Linked DNA regions of Mus musculus: region 1 is linked to region 2. Evidence: chromatin loops called from intact Hi-C (ENCODE). Cell type or tissue: left cerebral cortex. All regions are shown on one strand. Links, peaks and the distances in the headings refer to the core of each region. The heading gives the core; the rest is flanking DNA. Region 1 holds the start of Flacc1 (flagellum associated containing coiled-coil domains 1). Region 2 holds the start of Orc2 (origin recognition complex, subunit 2).

Region 1 (5,378 bases), core at 245-5,244, 190 kb before region 2:
TTAAAAGTTTTAAAGGTATCCAGGTGTGGTGGCTCACACCTTTGATCCCAGCACTCAGGTTGCAGATCTCTGTAAGTTGAGGCCAGCCTGGCCTACAAAGTGAGTCCAGGGCAGCCAGAGATATTACACAGATTAACCTTGTCTTGAAACACCAAAAATGTAGTTAATATTAATTGATTTTTATTAATTATCATTCATGGGTATTAATTATCAGTTGATGAAATTATAAATGATGTGTTGTTTTATTATCAATCAGTTCATTGATTAATTGACTAATAGTAATTAACACCTTTGTTCATTCAGTTCCCAGAGAAAAGACAAAAAACCTTTTTGTTTATAATAAGCCTTAACAGCACTAGAGCTGGGCAGATATCAACCCTCTGTGCTATTTTGTCTACTTCCCTGTCAATAACCCCGAGTTATAACTTGCCATGTTCTGTCTGGGACTCTCTTAACTCCAACTAGTCAGCCCTCGTGGCCATGTTTTCACACAGTGCCTTCTCTGCTCTCCTTATCTCCCTCCCTTCTCGGGTGTGGTCTCTGCCTTAGGCCCAAAGCCTGGCAAACAAAGTCCCCCTTCCATGTCTTCTGCCCAGCTACAGTCTATAGGCATCTTTATTCACCAGTCAGGGAGAACTTGGAGTCAAGGTTACATAGCATCACTTGGTATATGCAAGGATCTATTCACCCCTGGGGGCAAGGAGACCATGGAGGCCAGTATTTAGCATTATAACACATAGTAACAGATCAAACTGGACCTAAATTCTACACAAAAATGAATAAATAATTAAATGTAATGGTAAAATTTTAAGATGATGAATTTTCTAACTACTCTGAATTGATCATTACACACTATGAGCATGTGTTTCATAATTGTGTATAATTAATAGCATATTAATTAATTATATATTAGGGATTAAAGCCATGTGTCACCGTGCCTGGTTGATTGACTGATGTTGATTCCTGGGACCCTCCCTATCTTCTGGATTTTTCTTTCCAATTTCTCTTTGTTTGCCTTTTAAATGCTGGTTCTGTCCATTCTCCTTTGTCAAGCAGATTTTTTATTCTTTTTTTTTCTTTCTTTTTAAAATATACTTGATTTAGAACCTTGTTTTATTTAAATGTGCTCTTCATGTTACAGGACAACCTTTCAGGGTCAATCAAATATGTGACATCAGGGAGTTTCCTCCAAACTTCTAAAGGCTCACAGGCAGGGCTCTAAACTTCTCTAAGGCAGCTTCAGGATCCAAAGGAGCACGGCACAGTAATTGTGGCCTAAGAAGTAAGGGTTCCTGCCAGGACACGGGCTGAGAAAGAAGGTCAGCTGGGTGCTTTCTCTGCCTCTCTGAGCTTGCAGGCTCTCACCCCAGCATCTGGCTTCTGAGTCTTCATTGGCAAAATTGGACAATTGAAATTTTGTTTAAAAAACAACAAAGTATGAAACTATATTTTGTGTGTGTGTCTGCGCAGGAGTGTATGTTTTTTGAGACAGGGTTCCTGGCCTGACTGGCTTGAAACTTGCTTTGTAGATTATATTGGCCTTGAACTCTCAGAGATCCACCTACTCCTGCCTCGTGAGGGCTGGAAATAAAGGCATGCACCTCCATGCTGGGCTAAAACTCTACTTTTTGACATAAGATGTTGGTAACAGTCTCACTATCTTTGTGTTTTCTTTAACAATTAAGTATGAGTCAACATTCCATGCATCCAAAAACCCAGAAAGATTGGAGGCTTTGGGCGTCGACTTGGCTTCTGTCTTCACTGTATTAAGTTTGACATCTGCAAGCATCTTTGCATTGTATTGTTTTCTCATTGTTTTATATGAAGGACCGAATGCCACAACAGTTTCAAATTTAAAAAACTCTCTAAACAGGCTGGCAAGTGGTGTCAACAGCATTAGCTAAAAAATTTTTTTTCAGCACGCAAAGTGTGCCAAAGAATGTGGTGTTAGTGCAAAATACATAAACTCAAATATTATTTCACAAAACTTAATTTTTTTTACTTCACTGAAATCACTAAATTATTAAGGAACAAAATAGTCACATCACGTGCAGACATTATTGATAATAGGCCATAAATTTTAGCAAGTACAATTAGAAATTAAAGCATTAAAAGAAGAAAGAGCAGAAAGAGAAAAGTCGTGGGACACTTGCATCTGCACAGCTCCCCTTCCTCTGCACTGCCAGTCCCTCCTGCGTGCCCTAGTGGTCTCTGTCACTGACCTGCCTGCTGCCAACACAAAGCACAAACCCTCTAAGCATACAAACTCTGTCAGCCTTCCTCTTAAGAAGGGAAGTGCCAGTTGTGGTGATGCCTGTGAGCCCAACATTTGGGAGACCGATGTGGGACTGTCTGTCCAAAACCTCCCTGTGCTGTGTCGGGAGTGAGGTGGAGAAGATGGAGGAGTGAAACTCCAACTGTGGTCCCTCTGGGTGTGATCACAGGAGCACGAGCTTTCACATTTCTGCAGCTCCTTGGTTGGAACTTTCGGGTGCAGCTGAGAGTCCAAGAGGGTTAGCACAGCATCCTAAAGTCAGAACTCAAAAGTCAAAAAGCAAAGCCGGGCGTTGTGGCACACACCTTTAATCCCAGCACTCGGGAGGCAGGCAGATTTCTGAGTTCGAGGCCTGCCTGGTCTACAAAGTGAGTTCCAGGACAGCCAGGGTTACACAGAGAAACCCTGTCTCGAAAAACAAAACAAAACAAAAAAACAAACAAAAAAAGCAGCCAGTGGCAGCTGAGTGCCCTGGAGATCTTTGCACACCTCTGAAGAGAACACTCTTCCTCTTGGGTCCATTCACACAGTCAGCAAATACAGTCACACTTTAAATGCAAAGCTCCTGGCTGCTCAAGGCTCATAGCATTTGCTACCTCAGGAGGGCAGCAACATCACACAAACCAAGACTGATAGCAAGGGCCAACCTACTAAAATGCTAGCCCTTGTTCCCTCCATGCCTTGAGGAAAGACACCATGAATACCACTTCCCTTTGAAAGCCTTCACTTCATGCCCCATCTGCTGTTTTGGCGCTGACAAAAGTGTAACTGTATTGAGGCTGGAGTATATTGGGGTGTGGGTGTTTGGGGTAGAAGGTACCGATATCTCAATATGGCATTAGTGCTGGGCATGTAGCTCAGTGGGTGACAGAGCCTGCCTCTATCTGACCACCACAGGGAAACAACTGAACTGACGCTAACAGGTTGATGTATGCCTGAGGTGAGCAAGCATCTGGAGTTTCCTTCACCATCTATTGTCCTCGTGTTAATGGCATAAGAGAAGCCAGTTAGCAGGCCTGTGGCTGAGTCCTCTCACTTACTGACCACACTGCCTCCAGGTTGTCTTACACGTCACAGTCGCCTACATGTTCACCCACTCCCTCAATCAATCACTAAATCCGTTTTTAGAGTCGTCTTTGAACGTATGGGACTTCTGATAAATTCTCCAGTAGACATCACCAGTCAGGTGTCCCCTTGGGGCCTCCGAATGTCCAAAACAGAATGGACAGTCTCTTCTCAAATCTGTTCATCCCCAACATAGTCCAACCAGTGAGCTGCACTAACAGCAGTTCAGCCACTGGAGTTGGAGACTCAGGAGTTGAATGCCTCTCCTTCCCTCCCTCTCACGTCCCAGCCTGTGTTGTCTTCTGGTCATCGCCACTGCTGGCCCACATCTAAGGCTCATCAGGCCTCTAAGATATTTCTACATGGTTTCTCTGTCTCATACTACGGCTCTTCCTCCTGTTTCTTTGCTTTGGTTGACATGGTCTATCTTACATGTAAATCTAGTCAGATAACTTCTCTGGTTGAAGTTCTTGTTCTCTCTCTCTCTCTGGTTTTTTGAGACAGGGTTTCTCTGTTTAGCCCTGGCTGCCCTGGAACTCACTCTGTAGACCAGGCTGGCCTTGAACTCAGAAATCTGCCTGCAATTGAGTCTCTTAAGGTAACATTTTTCAGCTCTTCTCTGTCCATTAGCCTTTCTTTCTGCTCCACTGAGCACAGGACTGAGGTCGCACCCCGTGCCTAGCTGCACTGGCATTCAGAGGATACAGGAGGCTTGTGAACTTCCAGCTTTTGTAAACTATGAAGTGTGAACCATCACAGGACCAGGAAGCCAATCTAATGGATTACAATCAGTCTTGATTTATAAAAGAAAAACAGAATAGTAAACAATAGAGTATTGTTTGTGAACCTTCAGTATAAAATGTGTGTCTTTTAGTGAGTTGTATTAAAATTAAATGAATAAGCCAGCACTTTTTTGGTTTGGTTGTTTTGTCTTTTTTGTTTTGCTTTATTTAGCAAGATCAACTTCGCCTAGGGGAAAACTAAAACCGCACAGGTAGCTAAAAATTTCATCGTTTCTGTGGATTGCCACAGGTCTCAAAGGCTGAGCTTCAAAGAAGGAAGTGCCCACTGTAGTTAGTTCTAGGTTTCTGAAAAACGGAGGAAGTTAAAATCAACTACAAAAATCCAGGAACTGTGGCCATGTGTCCATAAAGCCTAGTGGTCCCGCAGTAAGTCTACTGTTGTGGAAATTAAGCTTCTAGGGCCTCACATGTGATACTGGAACTCTTATATGTATTCCCTGCTGTTGAGGATCTGACTTGAGTGTGAAGATTTAACAGTTTAACTGGCTGCTTCCCCAACATTCTGTTGGGAAGAACAGAGAGCTTTGGGCCAATGAGGTGCCGCCATTGGGTTTCCATAGTGATAAAAGAAACAAACCATCCTGGGGCACAAGTCAGGCTCAGTCAAAGGACTAGCTAGAGGGTGAATTCCTCCTCAAGGGACTTTCAGGTAATAACTGGGGACAACTGAACTGTCTTCTAAGGGAAGCTCCTGGGGTGGATGGCCGCGGAACCCTTCTAAACACCACTGGCTGGGTTTGCAAGTCTTCAAGGCAGTCTGGAGATTTCTGCCTTGGCATCTCAACCACTTGGGAATAAACACAGCAACCATGAGTTCTGAAACACCTTGATTGGGTGAGAAATGACCCCTGAGTTTCCCTAAAACATTATGGTTTCTTTAAGACTCACAACCTGGGAAGGGACCACAAGGCCAATGAATCTTTGAAAGAATTAAAGTAAGATCTTGGGAAGAGTTTCCAGCCGCTTGTTGAAAACCCACCCTTTCTAAAGCTCTGCTCACTCAGCGACAACTTCCGGCTGTGAGTGAAACACCAGGGAGATAAGACAGGGGAAGAAAAGAAGGGAACACACACACGTGCCCACACGCACATACATCCACACACATATCCTCACATGTCTAAACATACACACACACACACACTCACACACGCACACACACACACACACACACACACACACGCACACACACACGCCCGAATGCACATACATCTGCACACGTGCCCGCACGCACATAT
Region 2 (5,378 bases), core at 202-5,201:
GTGGTTCCTTCCTGGAAAGGTTTTTTATTTGTTTGTATGTTTTTGTTTTTTTTTTGTTTTTTGGGGGGTTTTTTGTTTGTTTTTTGTTTTGTTTTGTTTTTTGTTTTTCAAGACAGGGTTTCTCTGTTTAGCCCTGGCTGTCCTGGAACTCACTTTGTAGACCAGGCTGGCCTCGAACTCAGAAATCCGCCTGCCTCTGCCTCCCGAGTGCTGGGATCAAAGGTGTGCACCACCATACCCAGCTGTTTTTTTGTTTGTTTGTTTGTTTGTTTGTTTTTTAATAAATTAGAGTTTAACCGAGAACAGGGCCTAGTGTATAAAATGGAGGTCTGGTTACAAGATGGAGTCTGTCTTGTCAAGTTGTGGCCCTTCAACAGTACCTGGCATGAATTCCCTCCTATTGATGAAACATAGTAAGTAATAACTTGGGTTATCTATAGGAAAATAGATTCTAATAGCATAGAGGGTAGGTATCTGCCCAGCTCTTGTGCTGTTTAAGGTTTATAAAGGTTGTGTGTATGTTTTATCCGGAAACTAAATGATCAAAGGTGGGTAGTAATTTGGGTCCGGATTAAATAATTTGTCCAACAAAAGTGAAATACGGATGTATGTAAAGTATCCTCACATTTCTCAATTGGAATCTTTAAACCAGTGGTTCTCAACCTGTGAAGTATAACCCCTTTGGCTAACCCCTATCTCCAGAAATATTTACATTTATGATTCATAACAGTAGTAAAATTACAGTTATGAAGTAGCAAAAAGAAACAAACAAAAACGTTATGATCAGGGGTTACCACAACATGAGGAAGTGTTAAAGGGTCCAGCATTAGAAGATTGAGAACCACTGTTCTAAACAGCTCCCAAAAAGTCTGACTCCATTTCTTCCTTCCCACTATTATATTCCACAGATAATCTTTCAATACAAATGTGGCCAGTCCCTTAAGTACCAACTTGTAATTCATAATATCTGACACTTTGACACTTTATTCATCTATTTTCATTTTGCTTTTCTTCCTAGAAAATTCAAATCAATTCAGGCCTTAGTTTTCATATCTCTTCCTTTAAGGAAAGTGTTCCTGATTCCTTCTGGTCTTATAATTATATAATCCTGTGCCCTGCTGTTAGGAACATAACTTAAAAATCATTCTCTGTAACTTGGAAACCATTTTGTATGACTTGAAATAACGCAATGCATGTGCAATAGAAGTTTGCCACCAGGTAGCTCTGATGAGACCTAGAAGCAAACCACCGGCAGGTCACCTGGAAGCCCAGTTACCAGCCTAGCCCCGGACGGTCCTTGATATGGTTAAAAACAAAAACCTAACCACAAGGTGGTGTTAAGATAGTGAACCAAACCCAAGTTGTGAGCTTGATTTTCAGAGCTCAATGAAATGATACAAAGGTTGGAACTTTGGGATTTGTGCTCTCTAGGCATCACATTTATAGCCAGTGTGTTTATATCCATTGGCAAGAATGAGTAAGTATTCAGCTGCCTTATTCTAGCACTTTCCCCAAGACTGTATGTTCAGTTTCTTCTCGTTCAATTACCCAGAAGCTCAGTTATTCAGAGGTGCCTCTACTTGAGTATTGTATTCTTACTGTTGGTTCTAAGTATGATAAGTTCGGAATAAGCGAATCCAAATGACGTAGTCCTGTTAGTAAACAAATATTTTCATGTATCCCAGCCAGATTCACTCGTTTTCCTTCTCATTTCCTCTGTATAAGCCCCCTTTTCGTGTCTTTATTTCATTAGTTGTATGGTCCTATTTTCTTGTTCATGCTCTGGCTCCGCCCTCCCTCAAACCCTTGAGATCCCTTTGCATCATATGCGAGCAGGTATTCGCTGTTCCTCAAGCGAATCCATCTTCATTATCTTTTTTTTTTTTTTTTTTTTTTCCTCAGAGCAGCTAGACTAACAATATTAAGATTGACATAAAACACCAACCAACCGTACAACCGGGGACGCTGCCCTTAACTTCCAGACAGCTAGCACACACTTGTCTCTCCAGAGATCCGGCGTGCTCCGCGCACGGTCCCTTCCCCCGGAAACGGAAACTGAAGAGATGAGGAAAGCCCGGGAACCCACTATTGGTTGGGGGATCTGTTTTCCGACTGAGCGAGGGCCTATGGCCCGAGTCAACGGGCTTGCGGCGCCGTCGCTCTGGGCGGCTCGGCTCCCCATTGGTTTCTTAGGGCACCGCCCACCGGCGGCCGGGGATTCAGTGTGCTGCGCGCAGCTCCCTTGCCCTGCTGGGCGCGCAGGTTCGGCTTGGACCGGTCGACTCTTTCCCTAGACGCTGGCCTCCCCGGGCCGTTCTGGGGTGTTCCGCGGCGGCGGGAGTCCTGGCTGGCGGCTCAAGTGAGCCTCGCGGCCGTTCTCCCTCCCGCCGGCTCGGACTCGAGAGGTGAGTCCCAGTGCGCCCTGCTGCAGCCGCGGCTCACTGCGCGCTTCCCCCGACACCCGTGGCCTTGCCGCTCGCCCACCATGGCGGGAGATGACGAGGCCGCCGGGCGCAGGCTGGAGGATGCTGGGGAGCAGCCCCCCTGGGTGAGAGGCGCTGTCTGCGAAAGCCAAGGCTGTCCTGTGGCGAGAAGTCTCCTGCACGGACCGTGCCTGCTTTCCGGCTAACCCGGCCCTTTATTTGAGAAGAGAATGAAAAGGAACTGTAACAAAAATGGCAGTGTTCTGCCAGAGGAGAAGGAACTCGGAGGGATGTAGCTCAAGGGATCGCGGGATGGAACGACTGCTGAAGTCTGTTCTGTTGTCCCGGCCGGGTGTCCCTAAAGGTCTCCTTGGGGCAGTGCTTGGTTTGAAAAATGTGTTTACTCCCAGAGGAAAGTGCATGGCTGCCAACACTTGGTGCTGCCTTGTAGTTAGTTGACTGTGAAGAGAATTGACCCTTTAGCCCTACAGATAATCACTATCCGTTATAGATGCTCCCTGTGGATATCTGCATTTCATTGGTTGATTATGGGCATGTGCATTCATGTGGATGTTGGTGCATATGTGCCGGTAGTGTGTGTTAATTTTAGATGTCTTTTTGGATCGTTCTTAACTGAGGCGGGGTCTTACTCTAACCGGGTCCTTGTTGGTTAACCAGCTTGCCTCGGGGAACCCCATTCTCCTCCTCCCCAGTTCTGAGTGCTCCTCAACTTTTAAATGACTACAAGGATCTCAGTTCCCATTCTGACGCTTGCAGGACACGTGCTTTTAGCCACTGAGCTGTCTAGTCAGCCTCCCAGATTGCAGTTTTCTTGTGTATCTGTTAGGTAGTGTTTTTCTGAGGAATTGCAGAAAAGAAGGGGACATTCTCTTAGGAGGTCTTGGTAGGAATTTCAGTTGAGGTGATTTTGTTTGTATTACATAAAATATCTTAAAAATCGGAGATGTTGTATAAATGCATTTGAGGCTGAACAGGCATACCCTGCCTTTTTGACATTTGGATACCTTGTTGCTGTCATTTACAAAGTTCGTGGCTGAGAATATCACAATACAGTTACAGAAAATTTTGCAAAAACCACTCATAATGTTTAAGCACGTTTACAACAAGGATTCGTGGCTATCCTTGACTATATAGGGCTGCTCACCTAGTGATTAAAATACTAGATCTGGGAATGGGGCATAGCTATGATCCCACTACTCTTAAAACTGAGGCTGCTAAGTCATGAGTTCAAAGCTGGCTTGTATTATAAAGTAAGACCTTCACAATAGTAAACTAAGGGACTAGGGGTGTAATACAGTTGATGAAGTGCTTGGTTTAGCACACTGGAAGCCCACAGCTCCACCCCAGCACTGCATATGCTAATGATAGTGATACAGGCCTGTAACCTATCTAGCACATGGGAGGTGGGGGCATAATCAGAAGTTCAAAGTTATCTTTGGCTACATGGTTGGAGACCAGTCTGGGACTCATGAGATAATTGTTACACACACACACACACACACACACACAAAGTAAAAGAAAATGTAACAGGTATTAGAGAGATGGCTCAGTTGGTAAAGTGCTTGCCTTGCAAGCATGAGAACCTGAGTTCAATCCCTAGAACCTACATTTAAAAAAAAAAATGGTGGCAGGGAGCTTGCCGTCTTAGGGAGGCAGAGACAGGCGGTTCCCAGGGCTTGCTGGTCAACCAGCCTAGTCTACAAGTCCATGGCTATTGAGAGACCCTGTCTCAAAAAATAAGACAACTGACTCCCGAGGTTGTCCTCTGACCTCTGCACTTACAAGTACACAATAAACCCCCTTAGGGAAATGGCCTGTGATAATATTTAGTTACCTAGAATATTTTTATGAGTCCTTGAAAATTCACTCTCAAGAATTATTTATCTTTTACTAATGAAAATTAGATAATAATATTCTCTGTAGTCTGACCCTCCCCCACACTTTCTCTCCTCTCATTGCCTGGAAGTTCAAAGCTATATGTTTTGTTTTGTGATGACATGTTATAAGTAGTTTTCAGAGAGGGTAAGATTCTTATCCAGTGGCAGGAAGTACTTTACAAGATAAATGAAAAAGGAACAAGCTATATAATCGACTGATCAGGAATTTAAGAATCAGTCAAAACTGGGTCTCTAAATTGTGTGAGTTTTGGTGAATCATTCAATATTTAACCAACAAGTTTACTTATTTATAAAGTAGAGTAATAGCACACATACACAAAAATGTACTTGAATCATACTTGGTTTCTGGGGTATCTAAAGGTGCCTGGTATAGTATCTTACATAATGTATTAAAACAACAAAAACTCTGTTTTTCAAGTGTAAATTGTTAAGTTTCTTCATATAGGTATCATATAGATGTATTACACATTTTGTCTAATATACTCAAATTATTTATGAAATGACCCAAGAAGGGTATGGTTTGCTAGATATGGTTCTGACTCTGTGAGTGAAATAGTTATTATTTTTCCCCACAAAATATAACCTCTTAGAGCTCCCAAGGTTAAATGAGAATACATGTAAAGAGCTAGGTTTGGTGGCACTTTTAATTCCAGCACTTGAGAGGCAAAAGCAGAAGTTTGAACTTGGCTACATAACAACACTACAGCAGAAAACAAAATTCATAGTGAGTGCTTAGCTTTCTCCTCTAACCTGCTTCTTACCAGTCTAGACAGTTTTCTCAGTGTGACGTTCTTTAGCCTATTACTTTTTTGTTCTCTTCTTGCCACCATAGCAGCTTTAGCTTCTTGAGGATAATTATCTACACATCATGCTGTTAGTTAAAACTCTTCACTTTGGGAGGGGTGCTTTCCTTCACCTACTAGCTGATCTTGACTGACTTCTAGTTACAGGTCACTGGATGTTCAAGCTGCAGAATGCATAGCACCTTACAAGGTAAAAGAAAAAGCCATTTAATTATGCTGGTTATTAAACAAAA

What was found. Hi-C counts contacts between places; a loop is a spot of excess contacts. Peaks named below come from ENCODE experiments on the same cell type or tissue, not always from the same donor. Only the 100,000 strongest peaks of a DNase experiment are listed, where the experiment ranks them.
Region 1: it touches region 2 in a loop (2.3-fold over the local background); 2 of 42 quality-filtered maps call a loop at or near these places.

What each region holds. Positions count from the first base shown.
Region 1 is chr1:58,695,316-58,700,693 of GRCm38, reverse strand. It overlaps Flacc1 (flagellum associated containing coiled-coil domains 1), which reads left to right and starts at 4,705. Exons shown (of 15, transcript NM_175370.5): 1 at 4,705-4,792. In left cerebral cortex, for the core only: a CTCF peak has its summit at 2,886 (motif pointing right); a DNase peak (open chromatin) is centred at 2,886.
Region 2 is chr1:58,501,799-58,507,176 of GRCm38, reverse strand. It overlaps Orc2 (origin recognition complex, subunit 2), which reads left to right and starts at 2,068. Exons shown (of 18, transcript NM_008765.3): 1 at 2,068-2,405; 2 at 5,287-5,335. It overlaps Gm15834 (a long non-coding RNA gene), which reads right to left and starts at 2,061. Exons shown (of 4, transcript XR_865442.3): 1 at 1-2,061. In left cerebral cortex, for the core only: a CTCF peak has its summit at 2,243; a DNase peak (open chromatin) is centred at 2,123; H3K4me3 peaks cover 2,231 bases; H3K27ac peaks cover 609 bases.